2 separate regions of the Homo sapiens genome follow, and region 2 is linked to region 1. A link is a contact called in ENCODE Hi-C or POLR2A ChIA-PET data. All regions are on one chromosome and are shown on one strand. The core of a region is the stretch at or near the end of the contact, and the rest is flanking DNA. Distances in the headings are between cores, read along the strand shown.

The links. Hi-C counts contacts between places; a loop is a spot of excess contacts on that map. ChIA-PET counts read pairs that join two places held with the same protein, here RNA polymerase II (POLR2A). Pooled maps may share reads with other maps.
Region 2: a map with no recorded cell type shows a loop between it and region 1 (22-fold over the local background). The contact joins the promoter of SLCO4A1-AS2 here to the enhancer-like site in region 1. A Hi-C loop is called at or near these places in 9 of 37 single-sample maps with no recorded cell type and 5 of 50 pooled maps. POLR2A ChIA-PET finds 5 or more read pairs at or near these places in 1 of 52 experiments (H1).

Annotation. Positions count from the first base shown.
Region 1 is chr20:62,334,303-62,338,229 of GRCh38, forward strand. It overlaps LAMA5 (laminin subunit alpha 5), which reads right to left. Exons shown (of 80, transcript NM_005560.6): 14 at 3,714-3,848; 15 at 3,502-3,636; 16 at 3,288-3,425; 17 at 2,432-2,484; 18 at 2,038-2,143; 19 at 915-967; 20 at 719-824; 21 at 220-319; 22 at 1-40. Among named protein-coding and RNA genes, the nearest start is that of MIR4758, 3.7 kb to the left of the region's middle. Within about 2 kb of position 2,234, at least 2 of the 41 ENCODE cell types and tissues checked have a DNase peak (open chromatin) inside an H3K27ac peak, as active enhancers do.
Region 2 is chr20:62,649,779-62,654,878 of GRCh38, forward strand. It overlaps SLCO4A1-AS2 (SLCO4A1 antisense RNA 2), which reads right to left and starts at 2,408. Exons shown (of 2, transcript NR_183965.1): 1 at 2,032-2,408; 2 at 1-1,730. All of the region lies in intron 1 of SLCO4A1 (solute carrier organic anion transporter family member 4A1), which reads left to right. RefSeq lists enhancers at 1,520-1,819, 1,830-1,919, 2,700-2,889 and silencers at 2,100-2,279, 2,390-2,519.

The DNA of each region.
Region 1 (3,927 bases), core at 984-3,483:
CAGGTGGTGCAGGTCCGGGAGGTAGTGGTCCCTCGCAGGCCTGGCCACAGCAGGGGCTGGTCAGGTGCAGCTTGGCCATCCTACCTAGCCCTGCACAGCGGCCCCGGGTCTCCAGGGAGGGTGAGGCCTCACGTGGGCCCATGGTGAGGGACACGGAGAGGCCCGGAGGACAAGCTGCCTGCCCCGCTCCCCACCACCCAGTGGGGAAGGGGTACCCACTCGCTGCAGGTGGGGCCCTGGGTGTTGGGGCGGCACCGGCAGACGCCCGTCCTCGGTTCACAGCTCTGGCCCAGTGCACCGCCAATGTCACACCGGCAGCCTGCAGGGAGAAGGTGGGAGGTCAGAGGCTGCCTGGCCCCCACCCAGCCTCAGGGGCCCCTCACAGCCAGACTGAGAAGCCTGCCTGGGGCTCTCTGGATGATGGAGAGTCAGGGCTCAGGGCTCAGGGCTCAGGGCGAGGGCGAGGGCGAGGGTGAGGGCGCTGGGATCTGTTAGTGCCGTCTGCCCAGGTGTAGGACAGGGGAGAGGAAGCCACGCATCTGGGTGGGAGCTGCACCCCCTCTCCCACACCCTGGCACAGGCTGGCACCAAGGGGCAGCCATCCATCACCCGGGCTTCATGCTGCCCAGGCTGCACTTGTCCCTCCGGGCCTTGGGTTCCCCAGCATAAACCGAGGGGAGGCAGGGCTGTGGTCTGGGACGAGCGAGTGGGCACTCACTGCGGCAGCCAAAATAGTCAGCCTGATCCAGTCCAAAGAAGCCATCCTTGCAGGACGCGCAGGCCTGGCCGCACACGTGGGGCTTGCAGAAGCACTGGCCGGTGCCCTGGGGGCCAAGGGAGGAGGTGAAGTGGGGCAGGGGAGGGTCCTGACCAGTGTGCCCCCAAATCCCCCACACCTTGGTCCTCAGACTCACCGGCTGGCACTCAGCAACTCCACCCAGTGTGCCCCTGAGGTCGCAGCTGCAGCCTGGGGAGAGCAGGGCAGGACTCAGATGCTTGGTGGGGCAGGAGAGCCTGGCTCCAGCCCCCCGAGGAACCCCCACACCCTAACACCCCCTCCAGGGCACACTCACAGGCTCCAGCACCCCCAGGAGCCCCTGCACCCTGACACTCCCTCTAGGATACACTTGCAGGTACAGTTCCCCAAGGAACCCCTATACCCCAACACTCCCTCCAGAGCACACTATAGGCTCCAGCCCCCCAAGGAAATCCCATACCCCAATACTCCCTCTAGAGCACACTCAGACTCCAGCCCCCCCCCAGGAACCCCTGTACCCCAACACTCCCTCCAGGACACCCTCATGGGTACAATCCCCTGAGGAACTCCACACCCCAACATTCCCTCCAGGGCACACTCACGGGTGCAGCCCCTCCGAGGAACCCCCACACACTAACACCCCCTCCAGAGCACACTCACAGGCTCCAGCACCCCGAGGAAACCCCGTACCCCAACACTCTCTCCAGGGCACACTCATGGACTCCAGTCCCACGCAGGAACCCCCTGCACCCCAACATTCCCTCCAGGACACCCTCATGGACTCCAGTACCCCCCCAGGAACCCCTGCACCCCAACATTCCCTCCAGGACACACTCATGGGTGCAATCCCGAGGAACCCCACACCCCAACACTCCCTCCAGGACACACTCATGGGTGCCATCCCCTGAGGAACCCCACACCCCAACACTCCCTCCAGGGCACACTCACAGGTGCAGCCCCTCCGAGGAACCCCTATACCCCAATACTCCCTTTAGGGCACACTCACAGGCTCTAGCCCCCCAAGGAACCCTCATACCCCCAATACTCCCTCAGGGCACACTCGCAGCCCCCCTGAGGAACCCCGCACCCCAACATTCCCTTCAGGGCACACTCATGGGTACAATCCCCGAGGAACCCCATATCCCACCACTCCCTCCAGGGCACACTCACTGGCTCCAGCCCCTCCAGGAACCCTGCACCCCAACACTCCCTCCAGGATATACTTGTGGGCACAGTTCCCCAAGGAACCCCTGTACCCCAATACTCCAGGGCACACTCACGGGTACAGCCCTCGGGGTTGCTGGGGCTCAGTCCCCAGAACCCAGGTTTGCAGCGGTCACAGCTCGGCCCCTCCACGTGAGCCCGGCACATACAGGGAACCTGTGCCTGGGAGAGGACAAGACTGCAGGTCAGAGCGGGCGCCCTGCTCTCCCACCCACAAACCATAGAGCCATAGAGCCCTGACAAGGGGTGGTGAGGGCTGAGGGCCCTCACCTGTGACTCACAGGAGTCACCTGCAGTGGGGGCAGAGGACCAGCCTAAGGAGCAGACAGGCCCTGGGGTTGCCATGGCAACTGAGCAGCAGGCAGGAAGCCCTGGTCTCACCGGACTCGGGACTTTTAGCTTGGCCTGGGTCCTCACCCATCTCCCACACACGAGCAGACTTGGGCTCACCTCAGGAAGGGCAGGATCCACTGGGGCCAGACCGGCAGGGTGGCAAGAGCCAGCTGTGAAGAGAGGACCATGCCTCGGTCATTTCCCAGTGACCAACCCGGAAGGCCAAGGGTGTCCCAGGCCCAGCCAGAACCCACGGTCCCACAGGAGCTGAGGACCAGCACAGGTGCCTCTCATCCACATGGACGGCCTGAAAACACGCACCTCCCTGCTCCCTCCGCAGCAACGGACGTGCCATCCCACCACACAGCACCTGCTCATGGACATGCACGCAAACGTGCACCGCGTGGGGTACCCGTGTACATTCCACACGCAGTGTGTGACACACGTCTGAACAAGCACACAAACGCACGTGAAGATGCACCCACTACACGTGCACTAACACACCCACACGCCCGTGAAAGGACATGAACACGCACACCCACACTTGAGACACGCGATACGCGCACCCACTTATGCGATACGCGCACCCACTTATGCGACACGCGCCCACATGCGACACGCAACACATGCACCCACGTGACACACAAACCCACTTACGTGACACAGGCACCCACACTTAGGTGACACACACACCCACACAAGCAACACATGACACCCGTACACACACAGAACGCAACACATGCACCCATACGAGACACGACAGGCGCGGATGCACAGCACGCAGACACGGGCAGTACGCGGACACCCCTGCACGGCATGTGAACAAGGTGCGAACACAGAGCGTGGGGACGCAGTCGCAGTACACACAGCAAGATGCACGTGAACAGCCTCACAGGAAGGCAGGCAGCGTGTGAACAGCACAGACCCACACACAGGCCCGGCACCTGGTGCACACAGCCACCTGCCTGCTCACCTTCGCAGTAGGGGAAGTTGTAGGCACCGGGCACACATGTGTCACACCGCAGCCCCGTCACACGGGGCCGGCAGCTGCACTGCCCACTCCGGGGGTCACAGGCTGCGTGCAGGGAGCCTTCAGCAGAGCAGTGGCAGGCTGCAGACAAGGATAGCTGTGGGCACGCAGTGGAGACTGCACCTGCCTCCCCACCACTTCCTCCCTAGGCACTCACGGACACAGCTGGGGAAGCCGTGAAAGCCGGGGCTGCATTCCTGGCAGGCAGTGCCTGTGTAGCCGGGGCGGCAGCGGCACAAACCTCCCGCCCCACAGAGCTGGTCCAGGGCTCCCCGAGGGTCGCAGGTGCATGCTGCAGAGGGACAATGGGGTCAGGCCCTGGCGCCATGTGGGTGGCAGAACCCCTTCCTGCCCTGACCCTCTGCTCACCTTGGCAGTTGGGGAAACCATGGTAGCCAGGGCGGCACCGGTCACAATGAGGTCCAGCAAACTCAGGCTGGCATAGGCAGCGGCCGGCCTCATCGCAGCCCTCGGGCAAGGTTCCTGCAGGGCTGCAGCCACACACTGCAGAGCGGAGCGGGTGTCACGGTAGGCCAGGCCCACGGGCCTCCCCTACCCACGCCCACGTGGAGAGGCACCACTC
Region 2 (5,100 bases), core at 1,158-3,657, 320 kb after region 1:
CCCATCTGCAGACTCCTCATTTGCAGCACCGGGGTTCACCTGCATCTGGCCTCATCAGCAGGTGCAGTCTTATCTGCGTATAAACCAGCCCACCCCATGCAGCCAGCTTGGGATGAGAGGACGGTCATGGGGTCCCCGTGGCCCTTGGAGGGAGGCCTTTGGAAGAGGCAGGTCCTTTGAATTTGGTCTGGGGTCAAGGCTGCCTGCAGCTCCCTCCCCAGCTCCGTAGTGGGGGCTGTATCCATGCATCAGAAGAAGCTGCTGCCTTTTCCGGGGGAAGCTGAGGGTGTGGATCGGAAGAAGCCGCTGCCTTTTCCAGGGGAAGCTGAGGGTGTGGCTCTGGGATGAGGATGAGGCTCCATCCTTCACTGTTACAGGGACCAGCTTGGGAAGCTGACGCACCTTTTTGTCAAAACCAATTCCAAGTGGAAAGAAACTATAGGCAGGTGTGCATGTGTACACACACCTACACAGACGTGCACACACAGGATGCCAGAAAGAAGAATCAAAAGGACAGGCCTCCCTTCTTCCCCAAGCCCAGCTGCAATGTCCTGTTCCCCTTGGTGGGGCCAGTCCAGGGGCTAGGCAGCCTCTACGTGGGGCTGCCATGAGGCCCTTCCAGCCCCTGAAACTCCCCTGCCCCACCCCACACCAGCTTATCCATAATGGGCCTGAGACCAGAAAACCAAAGGTGTGGGCTGCCGAGCTGCCCGCCTTAACGCGGACCAGACATCATTACTCCAGTCTCCATTAGCAGTGAACGCAGAGGTGACGTTCACCTTCTCACTGAGCCATGAGTGCATCTGCCTTGGCCATCTCGGAAGCTAGCAGATCGCAGAAGGAAAGCAACATGTGAGTGGCGCGGGTGGTCCTCATGGGCCCCAGCAGCATTTGTCATTGATGGAACTGATGACCGAGACCAGGATGGGGGCGCTGGCTGCCTCCACCAAGCATGCGTCTGGCTGTCCACATTGCTGGACTCGGCTGCTGCGGCTAAGATGCTTTCATGTCCCACGTTGGGCTGGTTTTCGTGGCAAACGTTAGCCCTGAAATGTAAGTCCTGCACCGCACGTTCAGCAAGGACTCCCTCAGGTCCGGGCCAAGCCTTGACATACATGCTGGGCACCCACTTCTCCAGGCAGAGTTCTCATCCCTCTGGCTCACCAGCTCAGAACGGCACGCTCAGTAAATGCCAGTGCTTAGGACGTATCCATGTGAGGTCTTGGTACAATCCTGGAAACTTCCTTTGGGAAATGCATGAATGTGGGACCCTCCTCATCGCCCTGAGAGTCCAGAGTGTTGCCTGCCCAGCGTCACTCCACAACCCATCTGTCCCCTGGATGGCAGGAGCCAGGCCAGACGCCCCATCATAGCCAGCTTTTATGTTTGCTCCTGTTGTCCTTTAGCCCTGAGTCATGGAAGGCCCACCCTCCCCTTTCCAATCTAGACACCGCTGTTTTAATGGGGAAACGGCCTCCCAGAGAAGATTTCCAGCTTCAGAAGAGAACCCGGAGCTGAAACTCTTGGGCATGATGAAGATGGAATGGGTACTGTCACACACATGCTGCTTGCGTGAGATTCAGATAAGGGAGGCTGGCCCGAAGCCAGGTCGCTGCTGGATCTCAGAAAGACGTCAGAACGAGGCCCCAACGGAAGCCCCTGGAGGTGCACAGCTGGTGAGCTGAGTGGTGCCATGTAATTCTCATCGTCTGCGGCCGTCTGATGGGCATCTGTCGGAAGCCACATGGCTGATATTTAAAAGAGGATTTTAAATTTGCTGATTTAAATGTGCATAATAGGTAACTTTCGGCTGAGCTTTACATATTTATGTCAGAGCTTTTAATTCAGGTAAAACAGCCTTCAGCTTGGAGCTGTTTGGACACCTACAACTACCTGTTCTTTCTCAGTTGTGGCTTTCATTTTCAAGAAGGAAGTCCTTCTGTTTCTCTGTGGCCATTGCTGGTCACGAAACTTAGCAATCTGGCTTCCTCTCAAAGCTATGCAGACGGGATCCTCCCCCTTCCCCCTTACCTGCTTTGGCCCCAGCGTCTGGTCCTGAGGCCAGGGCTGAACAAACTGCCTGTATGAGGCAAGCCCAGTGCCCGGGCGTTGAGCGGGTGTTTCACGGCAGCCAGCGTCTTGGTTCGCAATGGTTTACGTGGGCTTGCCCACCATTGAGCATCCCAGGGACCCCATCAGATCCTTTGCAGAAGTGCTGCCGAATCCGACCCACTCCCCCTGCCCCCGCCTCCCCCACCCTGCCCCGCCCCACACCCCCCACCCCCGCTCGGCCCCCCTCCCCGTGCCAGCACGTGCAGCTAGGCGGAACCTCTGAGCACTCTCCCGCCTGCGTCAGGCTGTTCCTTGGCCCTGTTGAGGCTCCTTCCCTTCATGTTCTGGCCCAGCCCGGAAATGAGGTCAAGTTTCTGCTATTTATGTGTGTGCGTGTGCACGTGTTTGTGTGTGTGGGTGGACCTTGACCTCCAGGCAGTCCTCAGGGTAGTTCTTGGCTCTGTGTTCCTGCACTAAGAAAAACAATGCGAGGGAAACACACCCACAGGCTGCCTGGGGAGTCTGCGTGGCTCTGAGCCTGGCCTGTCCTCCTCCGGGCCTCTGAGGTTGCTTTCTGTTTCGGCGGCCGGCGGCCGGTGGAGCCCTTGCGCCTCCTCGTCAGTCCCGCCCCGGGGCTCTTGCTCCTCCGGCTTTTCCGCTGACTCCTGGCATTCGAGTTCTTGTGTTACACATGCTCCTGGGACGTCATCCTTGTGACAGCTCGCTTCAGTAGAAAGCCTGTGGCTCGTGGGTGGCCGTGGGTGGCTCTCTGCCCCTTGGGGAGGCGTGGAGCATTGCTCTTACAATATGAATGTCTCTCCTTCCACGCACACTCCCTTTCTGACGCAGCAGGTCCCAAACCAGCCTGGCCTGCCAGCTCGTGGATAGGTGTTGGCATTGTAAATAAACCCCCGGGTGTGGCCGCGGGCACCCAGGGAGCAGGCCCCAGGCATGAATGCTGTGGAATCTCTGCTGTCCGAGGCCTCCAAATACGGCCTCAAACAGCCTCCCGGCAGTGTCCAAGGTCAACAGCGGCTGCACGTGAGTGCCACACGAGCGTGCACGGCTCTTTCAGTAGGTGTCAGAAGGCAGCTGTGACGCAGACGCTTGGCTCTGGGGCCAGACTGCGGGGGCTGCATCCTCATTGCCACCGGCGGGCTGTGTGGCCTCGAGCAAATGACTGACCCCCCTGGGCCTTCTTCCCCTACTGTGAGGCCTGGGACGGTGCCTGGTACACAGCTGGTGCTCAGTGTGCACAGCGGGTGTTAGCACCCTGCCACCCAGCGGGATTCTTCACAGCAGCTGCCCGCCTTCGTCCCAAGGAGCCTGGGGCTGAGGCATCCATTCGCTGAGAGGGCGAGACCTCCGATTCCACAGAGGAGCCCTGTGGGGACCGCGCCTCGGCAGAGGACGTGGCGGGAGGACCCAGAGCCCAGCTTTGGGGGCTCAATCCTGAGATCCCTGTGGCCTTGGGGAAGGGGTGCTGGTACCGCCAGATCTCTCCAGACGTAAAACAAGCCTTGCCTGGACCTGGGGGAGATCCCATGGCCTGCTCCCGGCCTGACCATGCTGGGCCCGGTTTATCTGCCTTCACAGATGAAGTTGCCCCTTTATTAAAAAACAAAACAAAACAAAAAAAGCCAGCAATTTGTCATCCCCAAATGCTGTAGTGTCTGTCAGCATAGGCCTGTCCCGGGGCTGGTTCTCACTGAGGCCCCTGTGTCCCCTCGCAGCCCCATGGCGGATCACCGGCTGCGCCTCCGCTCCCACCCGCCACGCTGACCTTAGAGTTAGTGTGTCTGTTAAGCTCTAACTCTGCCTCAACCCCAAGGTCATCTCTCTGGGCCCTCCTCAGGCCTCTGTCATCTCCCAAATTCGGGGGCATATGTGACACCTGTTTGCCTCCGTGGGGGCTGCTGTAAGAAATGACCACACACCAAAGGGCTTAAAAAATAGTTTATTCCCAGCCAAACACTGCATGTTCTCACTCATAGGTGGAAATTGAACAATGAGAACGCTTGGACACAGGGCAGGGAACATCACACCCCGGGGCCTGCCATGGGGTGGGGGGAGGGGGGAGGGATAGCATTAGGAGATAAACCTAATGTAAATGATGAGTTAATGGGTGCAGCACACCAACATGGCACATGTATACATATGTAACAAACCTGCATGTTGTGCACATGTACCCTAGAACTTAAAGTATAATAATAAAAAAAAATAGTTTATTCCCACCAGCTCCGGAGGCCAGGAACCCAAAGTCCACACAGGCTGTGCTCCCCCTGGGGCTCTGAGGAGGGTCCTTCCTGCCCCCAGTGGCTCCCGGGGCTCCAGGTGGTCCTGAGAGCGCCACGCCCGTCTCTGTCTCTGTCTGCAGGTGGCCTTCTCTGTGTCATCTTCTCCTCTAAAAATGCACCTGTCACCGGGTTTAGGGCCCACCCTAATCCAGGATGATCTCTTCTCAGATCACTTGTCACATCTGCAAAGACGCTTTTTCCAAATAAGGTCATGCGCTCAGGTCCCAGGTGAACGTGACTGCCCGGGGAACACGGGGGGCACCGGTCCGCCCACCCCAGCCCCAGCGCAGGCCCAGTGAGCAGACTCTGTGAGGAGCTGCCAGGAGGATCCTGGGGTATCACCCAGCCCAGGTCCCCACGGGACTGCCTGCTGTCCCTGCATCTCCGTGCATCTCTGCGCGTCGCCGGCTGTGGCTGGAAGGAGACCCCAAGGCCGGATACTTAGGGCTTCGGACTCTGCAGAGCCCTGAGCATGGCTGATGTGGCCCCGGCCTCAGCCTGATGTCAGTGGGCAGCATTTCTCACGCTTTGTGTTTTGGAGCCTCCCAGGTTGTGATGTTTCGTGGGCTGAATAAGCTTCCAGAAGCGCCGGGGTCCCTGTTGAATGTGATACAATGTGGCCCAATATGGACACGCCACCGCCCACCCCACCTTAGCTCCACAGTGAAGACAAAAGACCCCAGACTGTGGACTTAGACAACAGAAACGGGCCCTCTCTTACTGCTGAGGACCAGAAATCAGGGATCATGGT